Linked DNA regions of Homo sapiens: all the other regions are linked to region 1. The links are chromatin contacts, found by Hi-C or POLR2A ChIA-PET in ENCODE. All regions are on one chromosome and are shown on one strand. Each heading gives the region's core, a stretch centred on a gene start or an enhancer-like site at or near the end of the contact. The rest is flanking DNA. Distances are from core to core; before and after follow the strand shown. Region 1 overlaps LOC124903529 (a long non-coding RNA gene). Region 2 holds the start of SCAMP5 (secretory carrier membrane protein 5). Region 3 has its middle 18 kb from the start of C15orf39.

The links. A loop is a pair of places that touch in the nucleus more often than their neighbours do. ChIA-PET counts read pairs that join two places held with the same protein, here RNA polymerase II (POLR2A). Pooled maps may share reads with other maps.
Region 2: a loop to region 1 is called in a pooled map, with 2.7 times the contacts of the local background. The contact joins the promoter of SCAMP5 here to the enhancer-like site in region 1. A Hi-C loop is called at or near these places in 3 of 37 single-sample maps with no recorded cell type and 6 of 50 pooled maps. POLR2A ChIA-PET finds 5 or more read pairs at or near these places in 3 of 52 experiments (A673, WTC11 and activated T-cell).
Region 3: a pooled map shows a loop between it and region 1 (2.3-fold over the local background). The contact joins two enhancer-like sites. A Hi-C loop is called at or near these places in 24 of 168 maps with a recorded cell type or tissue (B cell, CD14-positive monocyte, Calu3 and 17 more), 36 of 37 single-sample maps with no recorded cell type and 19 of 50 pooled maps. POLR2A ChIA-PET finds 5 or more read pairs at or near these places in 27 of 52 experiments (A549, AG04449, AG04450 and 22 more).

The regions. Positions count from the first base shown.
Region 1 is chr15:75,110,580-75,114,075 of GRCh38, reverse strand. LOC124903529 (a long non-coding RNA gene) reads right to left here. Exons shown (of 2, transcript XR_007064720.1): 2 at 1,748-3,496. Among named protein-coding and RNA genes, the nearest start is that of PPCDC, 89 kb to the right of the region's middle. RefSeq lists enhancers at 852-921, 942-991, 1,022-1,111, 3,037-3,106. Within about 2 kb of position 1,620, at least 4 of the 41 ENCODE cell types and tissues checked have a DNase peak (open chromatin) inside an H3K27ac peak, as active enhancers do.
Region 2 is chr15:74,994,047-74,997,542 of GRCh38, reverse strand. It overlaps SCAMP5 (secretory carrier membrane protein 5), which reads right to left and starts at 1,980. Exons shown (of 7, transcript NM_138967.4): 1 at 1,870-1,980.
Region 3 is chr15:75,218,046-75,221,541 of GRCh38, reverse strand. No RefSeq gene overlaps it. Among named protein-coding and RNA genes, the nearest start is that of C15orf39, 18 kb to the right of the region's middle. RefSeq lists enhancers at 1,709-1,768, 1,849-2,038, 2,849-2,898. Within about 2 kb of position 1,966, at least 2 of the 41 ENCODE cell types and tissues checked have a DNase peak (open chromatin) inside an H3K27ac peak, as active enhancers do.

The DNA.
Region 1 (3,496 bases), core at 371-2,870:
CAAGAACAGCCTGGGCAACATGGTGAGGCCCAGCTCTACAAAAAACTAAAAAAATTAGACAAGGGTGGTGGCATACACCTGTAGTCCCACCTACTCGGGAGGCTGAAGTGGGAGGATTGCTTGATCCTGGGAAGTCAAGGCTGCAGTGGGCTGTGATTGTGCCACTGCAGTCCAGCCTGGGCGACAGAGTGAGACCCTGTCTCAAAAAAAAAAAAAAAAATGGGTAGCATAGTGGCTCATACCTGTAATCCCAGCTACTCGAGAGGCTGAGGCAGGAGAATTGCTTGAACCCGGGAGGTGGAGGTTGCAGTGAGCCGAGATCACACCACTGCACTCCAGCCTGGGTGACAGAGCAAGACTCCATCTCAGGGGAAGAATATTACAAAAATTATCTGGGTGTGGTGGTGCTAGTCCCAGCTCCCTGGGAGGCTGAGGCACAAAAGTCCCTTGAACCTGGGAGGTGGAGGTAAGCCGAGATCGTGCCACTGCACTCCAGCCTGGGCAAGAGAGCAAGACTCTTATCTCAAAAAAAAAAAAAAAAAGGAAAAAAGAGAGAGAGAGAGAATCTGAGCCAGATCAGTATTAGACCTCTCAACAGCAATATTAGAAACTAGAAGTTTATGAAACAATGCCTTAAAGTTGCTGAGGGAAAATCATTATATACCCAGCCAAAGTATCAACCCAGTGTGAGGGTAGAAAATAAGACATTTTCAGACAAAAAAAAAAATTGTCTTCCGTGAAAACTTCCTCAGGAAGGAACTGGAGGATGTGCTCCACCCTAAAAGGGCATAAACCAAGAAAGAAGAAATGGAACCCAGAAAAATCAGAGATCCATAGAGGAAAGAGAAGAAATGACGTTGCAGAATGTTGGCAAAGGGAAGCCTCTGGATGACGACTGTGCTGCTGATCTGGAAAGCTTCTGGCTCAGATGGAGGCAGGAGAACTGAGGGCTCCAGAAAGGGTGTCTCAAGGGAAAAAAAAATTAAGGAACTGGAACTGATAGTGAAAATCAGTATTGAGAATTATCTTACTGGGCTTTTGCAGAAGATCTAATCATGGGTCAAAGAAAATAAGCAAGTGAAAAAAATGAGACAATGATTAACTCTGTGGGGGAAAGGAGATTGAAAAAGATAGTATATTAGTTGTTTCAGCCATAAACACTTTTTAGTGATTGTGAATGTAACCAAGAGTTGTGGTGGTATGATATTGAAAGGAGAGGAGAAAGAGTGTAAGTGAACCTCCTCTGTCACAATAGGGAGCCCTAGAGACAGCATCTAAATTGGACCTCTTGGGAGATAACCAGAATTGAAATCAATGCTTTATTTAGGGAGTAAAAACCAGAAGAAACAACTGAATAAGTTGAAATGGCTGCTTTTGGCGAGCAGGCTGACGTGGGGTAAAGAGCGTGTTATTTTTGTTGTAATCCTTTAGCATTCTCTGACTGTAAATACTCTGTACACATTATTTTGGGGAATAAAAACTGACCAGAAGAACTGTGAGGAGAAGCCATGACAACAGTAAGGCTGTTTCCTTTTGAGATTTTCCTGTCTGAAGCAATTCTCCTTTGGAAATTGAGCAAACAACCCCTCCCCATTTTTTCTGCTGTCTCATGAAGTGCATTCTCACTCCTGTGAATAATCTTGGGAGGCAGGTATTGATAAGGGTTCTTGGTGCTTTGTGAAATAGTAACTTGCATGTTGGTGACTCAGAGCAAGACTCTATCTCAAAGGCAGAACAGAAGTCAAAATTCCCACTTTTAAAAATTTTATTATTATTATTTTTCAGAGACAAGGTCGCACTCTGTCACCCAGGATGGAGCCCAGTAGCCCAATTGTAGCTCATTGCAACCTTGAATTACTGGGCGCAAGCGATCCTCTTGCTTCAGCCGCCCAAGTAGCTGGGACTACAGGCGGGCCCCACCATGCCCAGCTACCTTTTAAATTTTTTATAGAGACAGGGTCTTACTGTGTTGCCCAGGCTGGTCTCAAATCTCCTAGGCTCAATCTGTCCTCCCGCCTTGGCCTCCCAAAGTGCTGGATTAACGTTGTAAGCCACTGCACCTAACTAATATTCCCCCCCTTTTTTTTTTTTTGAGACGGAGTCTTGATCTGTTGCCAGGCTGGAGTGCAGTGGCGTGATCTTGGCTCACTGCAACCTCTGCTTCCCGGGTTCAAGTGATTCTCCTGCCTCAGCCTCCCAAGTAGCTGGGACTACAGGTGCTTGCCACCACGCCTAGCTCATTTTTTGTCTTTTTTGAGACAGTCTCACTCTGTTGCCCAGGTTGGAGTACAGTGGTGCAGTCTTGGCTCACTGCAAGCTCTGCCTCCTGGGTTCACACCATTCTCCTGTCTCAGCCTCCCCAGCAGCTGGGACTACAGGCGCCCACCACCATGCCAGGCTAATTTTTTGTATTTTTAATAGAGATGGGGTTTCACCGTGTTAACCAGGATGGTCTTGATCTCCTGACCTCGTGATCCTCCCACCTCGGCCTCCCGAAGTGCTGGGATTACAGGCGTGAGCCACCTCGCCTGGGCTTTAATTTTTATATTTTTAGTAGAGACGGGGTTTCACCATGTTGGCCAGGATGGTCTCAATCTCTTGACTTCGTGATCTGCCTGCCTCGGCCTCCCAAAGTGCTGGGATTACAGGTGTGAGTCACTGTGCCCGGCCTAATATTCCCATTTTACGCACAAGACAACATAGACCTCAAAAAGGGAAGTAACTCTCCAAAATCACACAGCCAGTGAGTGGCAGAGCTGGAGTCCTGACTCTCTTTTCTGTTTTCACACAGCTGGCCTCAGGCCCAGGGACCTCTTGGCCTTCATGCTTCCACTTCTCCCCTCTCTCCCAGCTGACCCCACCTTGCCTTCAGACACTTTCCACAATGTCCCTGGCTCTGAGCCCCACCCGGAGGGGATCCTTAATGTGAGCTATAGGCTTGAGCCCATGATCTCGTCACAGACTGAGCTCTCATCCTGATCACTCACTAAGCCCTGATCCTACCACAGAATGAGTCTTGGTCCTGGTCCTAGATAAAGCACTGAACCTGGTCATAGACTGAGCCCTGATGCTGGTCACAGACTGAGCCCCAGCCCCTTGCCACCAGTTCCATTAATAATGTATACAATTAAACACAAGTCGGGCCTGGCACAGAAGTCATGGATGGCTGGGTACCATCCCTCTCCAGTGTTGCAGAAATCCTGTCTCAGGGACAGAGCTTGTGAGGCTATGGCCTGGCTAGATGCTCTGGCATCGTTTCCCTCCATCCTCCACCAGAATTTATGCCACAGCTTGTGCCCATTCATTTCTGTCCCCTCCCGCTGCCCTCCCTGTGTGGGTGGGGGTTTGGGCAGCCCATGGTAATAAGCATGGAGCAGGGGTTGTCTGTGATGTCATTCTTGCTCAGAACGAAGCATTCCAGCATGGACAGCACTTGTCCTGGCTCCCCTGCTATATAGAACTCACTGTTCCCCACCCTAGACCCTTACCCTCACCC
Region 2 (3,496 bases), core at 731-3,230, 120 kb after region 1:
TCTGCATCCCGCTGCATACATTTTGAGTCAGTCATTGGGCACTAAGTGTTCACGTCTTCTCCCATAATCTCCTCACTCCCTCCTGGATGGAGTTTCCAGGAGGGACCCAGCACAGAGCACAGTCAATCCATATACTTGCTTAAGACTTGGACACTTTCCCAATGGGTGGGAGGGAGGCAATTAACGCCCTCCCCCAATCAGATTAAGCCCAAAGCTGCTGTCAAACCTGCTGTATCACACTTCCTCCAGGAAACCTTCCGAAACTCCTGGCTGGCAGCAGGGAAGGAAGTGCAGCCTGTAAAGGAAATGCTGTGGGGGGCAAGGGGTGGGGATAGGGACAGGGAGGCAGAGGGATAGGGGAGGAAAGGAAAAGGAAGAGGGAGAAGAAAGGGGGGATGCTCTAAACTAGAACAAGGAGCATCCTCAAGGGAGGTCACTACTTAGTCCTATTATTTCATCTCTAGAGAAAGGTGCTAGAAAGAGATGCCCAGAGAGGGGAGGTGACTTGGGGAACTTGCTTGGAGGTGGCCACTCAGGAAACGGTTAAAGAAACAGCCACAGAGCCCAAGGTCTCTCTCTAGAACTCCCCTCCTGGGACCCCACTAACTCTCCAAGGGGTTTGCTAAACCTAAGACCCTCTTTCAGGGGCCCATTCACCAGAGACAGCCCCCTCTCAGCTCTAGAGACTTTGCCCTAAGGCTCACCAAGCCCAGAACAAACCTAAGTTAGCAAGACCTGTGTAGCCCCAAACAAAATCTCTCTGCCAATCATGCCCCTGCAAGAACCATCTCCCTCTTTCAGAGCCCTGCTCCGTGAGGCAGAACATGTAGGGGACAGGTTGCAAATTTCTCCAGACTCCACCACCCCATGGGCAGTCACATGGCTGAGCTCCCAGGCTCAGCCCCCAACAGCTGTGCTCGTTTTCATCCCTGTGCCTTTGCCCATACATTCTCCTGGAATGCCCTCTCTTGCCTCTCCTCCCACCCAAATCCCATCACCTCTGGAAGTCTCCTATTCGCTAGCTGTCGCCTCCCTTTCTCTCTGTGTCCCTGGGAAAGTCTGCCAGGCCCTCACTGATCTCCCCATCGGGAAGCTGGGACATTACTTGTTTAAGCCGCCTGTGACAGTGAATGCTCAGTCCGAGTCTCTACTTGGTTCCCCCAACCCACAGACCAGGAGCTCCCCGAGGCGGAGGACAAGGATCGGTTCACAAACACCTCACCTCCATCCTCGTGACCTCCGGCCAGCGTTGAAATGAGCCAAATCCGGCGCCCCCAACTCACCACCCAAAGCCCTGATGGAGCCCGCCTGGTGGCCTGGGCCAGCGCGCCCGTCGCCTCGCAACCCTGGGGCGGCTGAGGTCCGCCATCCAAAGGTCGGCCGCCCGAGGGAGGTGAGGGAAGTCAACCCGGGTCCACCTGCAGGCGCTAGTTGGAAGGAAAGGCCCAAAGGAAGCCACGGGCACCCCCTTCCAGTCGCCCCCATCCCCGGCTGCGCACGCCATCTCCAGAAGGCCGGTTTCCAGGGAACGCCAGGTGGGGCTGGCGGGGGGGATGGAGGGCCCAAAGCTCAGGCTCCAGATCCAGGGTCTGACGTCACCCAAAGGCCCAGTTCCCTCTGCGGGAGCCACAGATGGGAATGGGGGGGCTTGGGGGGCTCGGGGGGCCTGGGTGCGCCCTGAGCGCTCTCCCCCAGCCCCAAACAGTAAAGGTCACCTCCACTCCCACCTCTCCAGCAGTTCGGCCTTCTTCCTGCATCCAAAGGTGAAGTGTAGGAGGAACAAAGCTGCAGCCAGCGACCCCCACACCTCTCGCCCCGCGCCCAGCTTCCCTTCAAAGCTCTCCTCCCAGCCTTCATGCCCAGACTCACCTGCCGCGGCCGTTCGGCTGCCGAAAGGCCGCAGCGCTGCGCTGAGCTGCGCTGCACCCGAGCGATGCGGCGCGGAGCCGGCCGCGAGCCGCTCCGGGGCTGGGGGCGGGGAGCGCGCGCGCGCGCGCGCGCGCCCGAGGCCGTCTCTGCGCGCGCCCGCGCCGCCACTGCCTGCAGCAGTCACTCTCGCGAGACTTCCGCTCTGCTCCTAAGGCTGCTCCTCCTGAGCTCGCGAGAAGGACGACCCGGCCGCCCCGGCATCTTCCAGGAGCTGTCCGAGGTGCTAGTTCCCGGGCCCCGGCCGGATCAGGTGGTTGACGGGCACCTCAGGGACAAGAGCCTGGCGTGTAGGTGGAAGGAAGAGACCCAGAGATGGGAGCCTGGCACCAGCAGCCAGAGCCTCAGCTTCCATATCTGTAAACTGGGGAGAATAACCTCCTATACCTATGCCAGGAGCCTCTGGGACGTGCCAGAAAGGAGTGAGAAAGAGCTGAAAGCAGGAGAGTGTGGTGACTGCGGAAGGTCCTTCAGATCTGCAGGCGCAGGGGGAAAGAGAGAACAGAGGACGGAAGATCGGAGATGATATTCAGAGAGGCAAGGACACAGATCCACGGAAAGACGACATAGGAGGACGAGAAAGAAGAGCTGCAAACAGAGACAGAGACACACGGAGAGAGAGACTGAGATGAGAGCTCAAGGCCTGGAGAGAAAAAAGACATGGAAAGATAAGATAGGTAAGGGAGCATAATGAAGCAAGAAAGAGGCAAGAAATAGAGACAAATTACGCAAAGGAGCAGAGAGAGAGAGAGAGAGAGAGGAGAGGCTTAGAAAAAGAAAGAGACTCAGAAAAAGGAATGAAAGAGACAGTGATATGCAGAGATGAATACCAAGAGAGAGTAGAGGCAAGGGTAAATGTTTAAAAACCCAGAGCTTTGGAGGGTTGAGAGAGACCCACTTGGAGAGATGGGCTGGGAGTGAAGACAGGATTTTATTGTGATTGGTGTTTACATAGTAAACCTCCGTGGGATCTCTACAGGCAGGGCCAGGGCCACTGTCTGTCCTGCCAGCCAATTGCTCCTTCCCCTACACCATACACCCACCCTCCACCCCCCACCCACACCATCCTAGGCCTGGAAGGGGGCCTCAGTGGGTGGGAGACACTGCAGGGATTCTTTGCCTAGAATAAGGGCCCATTGTCTGGCTCCATCCTGCCAGGAGTGGGGCCTCACTCCCACAGCTGGCATGAAAAGGGGGTGGCAGTGAAAAAAGGCAGACAAGAACTAGTGTGGCAGAGGGGAAAAGGAGGGAGAGAGCCTCGGTGCCTGGGAAGGGCTGAGCAGGAAGCATCATCCTGCCACCAGGCCAACCAGGAAGGAAGGGTCCTGGGCTTCGGGGCAGGACAACTGGGTTCTGTGTCAGTCCTGTCCCTGGTTGACCCACATGCTGTCTCTCCCTGCTATAATGCAAGCCAAGGCTGATTTACAGAGCTGTGGAGAGCAGCCAATGAGATGACAACTGGGAACCTGTCGAAGTTATCAAGTGTGGCTGCTACAGGGAAAATGTTGGGAGTCCATGTGGGCCTCAGGAAAGATATAGGGGTTCACATAGGCCTTTAGGAGAGAGATCT
Region 3 (3,496 bases), core at 717-3,216, 110 kb before region 1:
TGGACACCGGCCTCAAGTAGGGATAGTGGTAGGAAAGGCACTTGTGGCCACATGTGGGCACCTAAGCATGGGACAGAGGGGTATCATGCCCCAAAGAGACCATAGAGGCCAAGAATGTAAGCAGATGTGACACCATCAATAAACCCCCCTGTCCTGGGGGTTTATTGACACCATCAATTAAGTCAGAGCCTACCCTGACCCTGACGCTACAGCTCAGTCTGGTTGAGACTCACAAAGAGATGTTAGTGCTGGGCAGGGGACCTGGCCCAGCCTGCGATGTCCAGCAAAGCTGTGGGCTGGACAAGAATCTCTGAAGATTAGTCCAGGACAAGGACAGCTGTGTCTGGGCAGGGAGTGGGGGCAATGCCCAGGAGACCTGAGGACCTTTAACTAGGTAGGGTGCCAGGTCAGGATGTGCAAAAGAGAAGGTGGCATGGCAGCATCCGCCCGAGGCCAGGCTATAAACCTCGGGGCCGCCCTGTGTAGCCTAAACCATGCTGCCACCCAGATGCCATCCTTCAAATGTGAGGCAGGGCTGGGAGAGCCCCCAGACCCCTCATCCCTCCCGCCCCAAGGTGGTTCCCATCCCTCACCAGAAGGAAAGTGAACTCTTCTATGGGGCACAGCCTGCCAGGTTCTGTGTCACCTGGTGGAAGGGGCTGTGGGGCAAGCCGGGGGAGCTGCAGCTGGGTGAGAAAGAACCCAGGTCCCACTCTGTTCCTACCTGTCAGGTGACCTCGGGCAAGCTGCTTTCTTTGCTTGGGGCCAAGGAGAGTCACAGGGGAGGGGCCAGGTTAAAAGGGCTCCACCCTGGAGCCCAGAGCTACCCATAGAGAAAACCCCTATCCTCCCGATTCCGCTCCCAGCTCACGCTGCTGCGATAACATCCTCCCCATCAGAGAGGCCGTGGGAGGCAGAGGCTGACCCTTCCTCCTTCAGGCACCTCAGCGGGTTTGGTTCCGCCTTCATCATGATCAGGGAGGGGGTCCCTGGGATCTCAAAGGTGAGGGGCAGCTTCTCGGGCTCCAGGTGCTCCAAGGTAGACCCTGCAGGGCACCAGAGCTAGAAGGGCATTGGGGAAGATCTTGAACCAGGCCAGGACCTGACCTCTGCCTGGCCATGGTGACTCTGAGCCAGGTAACCCTACGTTAGTCTCAGTCTGTCACTGTGTCTCACGGGGGATGTCAGCATTGCCTTTGGAGTCAAAGTAGGTAAGCCAGGGTAACCAGAGTTCCCAGTAGGGACCAAGACCAAAGGATGCAGGGGTCGGGCCTGTCCCAGAAGGTCAGGCTGGACAAGGGGCTGTGTCAAGCTGGGGCAGCTGAGGTCCTGCCCTTCAGGTTACAGTCATCTGGGTCCTGGTCTAGACCCTCATATGCCATCCAGAGACCCAACCCTAGGGACAATTCCTCCCAGGCTGGTAGCAGAGAGTCGATCCTTTTACTCACCCTACCAAAAGCTCTGAAATAAGAAGGCCTGCCAGTGGGGAAAAGACTCTTCAGGAAAAGGTTCTCAGGGGCAGGGAAGGTTTGAGCTGGGCCTTAGGGCAGCCAGAGAGGTAGGTGACAGGTCCCCTCACAAAGCCTGCCAGAGAATGCAGGAGGAACACAGGTGTAGTGATGAGAACGTTCTGGAAGACAGCAGGCAGCCTCCCACTCACTGATGGGGCCGAGTGAGGTCATGTCCACACACCAGGAGAAGCTGGAATCCACACACTGGTGCACTTTGTTTCTTGTTTTAGAGACAGGGTCTTGCTCTGTTGCCCAGGCTGGAATGTGGTGGCACAATCATAGCTCACTGCAGCCCTGACCTCCTGGGTTCATGCAATCTTCCCACCTCAGCCTCCTGAGTAGCTGGTGAGGGAAGAGAGAGGCTCTCTCATATTGTTTTATACTCAGTACCTGTTTTAAGAAAAAAACAAGGAAGTGAAATCAAAGACAGGCAGCCCAGCGCCAGGCCCAAAGCCAGGCCTGGGCCTGCCTGGCCTAAACCTAGTAGTTAAAAATCAACTCATGACTTAGAACCCGATGTTACCCATAGATTTCAGGCATTGTATGGAAGAACATTGTGAAACTCCCTGCTCTGTTCTGTTTCACTCTGACCACCGGTGCATACAGCCCCTGTCACGTACCCCTTGCTTGCTCAAATCAATCACGACCCTTTCATGTGAAATCTTTAGTGTTGTGAGGCCTTAAAAGGGACAAAAATTGTGCACTCAGCTCGGATTTTAAGGCAGTAGCTTGCCGATGCTCCCAGCTGAATAAAGCCCTTCTTCTACAACTCGGTGTCTACGAAGTTTTGTCTGCGGCTTGTCCTGCTATACTGGGACTACAGGCACACGCCACCATGCCTAATTTTATTTTTTGTAGAGACAGGGTCTGGCTATGTTGCCTAGGCTGGTCTCAAGTGATCTTTCCACCTCAGCCTCCCAAAAACACTGGGATTACAGGGACAAGCCAGCACTCCTGGTCATGCTGGTGCATTTTGGCTGCCATGGTGCACAGGAGGTATGAGCTGGGGGGCAGAATCTGCTCCTGGACCTCTACCCAGGCCTGCACCCAGACTGACCCCTGGGCTACAGGGAACAGGTGTGGAGAGAATGCAGCAAGCAGAGCGGGCTAGTCAGTGATGGAGACCCAGGCTGGGACTAGGAGAGATAGGGCTCCAACCCTCAGCCTAGTGGCCCGGCCCAACCCCATGGGGCCAAGATGACTTCCTAGGAAGCCAGGCATGGAAGCCAGCATGCACCTGAACCGAGGACAGAAGACTCTGATGACAGGGAGGCCTCTGACATAGTGTGGATACTTGTCCCATCCACATCTCGTGTTGAAATGTGATCCCCAGTGCTGGAGGTGGGGCCTATAGTGTGAGGTGTTTGGGTCATGGTGGGGGATCCCTCATGAATGGCTTAGTGCCCTCCCCATGGTAATGAGTGAGTTTTCTAATTTCTAATTTTTTTTTCTCTTTCTTTCCTTCCTTTTTTTTTGAGACAGAGTCTCACTCACAGCCCAGGCTGGAGTGCAGTAGCGCGATCTTGGCTCACTGCAACCTCCACCTCCTGGGTTCAAGTGATTCAATGAGTGAGTTTTCTATTAGTTCACAGGAGAGCCTGATGCCTCCTCTCTCTTGCTCCCTCTCTCACCATGCGACACGTCTGCTCCCTCTTTGCCTCCCGCCAGGAGTAAAAGCTTCCTGACGCTTCACCAGAAGCCTAGCAGATGCTTGTACAGCCTGCAGAACTATGAGGCAAATAAACTTCTTTTATAAATTACCCAGTCTCAGGGCCAGGAGCGGTGCTCACGCCTGTAATCCCAGCACTTTGAGAGGCCAAGGCGAGTAAATTACTTGAGATCAGGAGTTCAAGACTAGGCTGGCCAACCTGGTAAAACCCTGTCTCTACTAAAAATACAAAATTAGCCAGGCATGGTGGTGCACGCCTATAATCCCAGCTACTTGGGTGGCTGAGGCATGAGAATTGCTTGAACCCTGGAGGCGG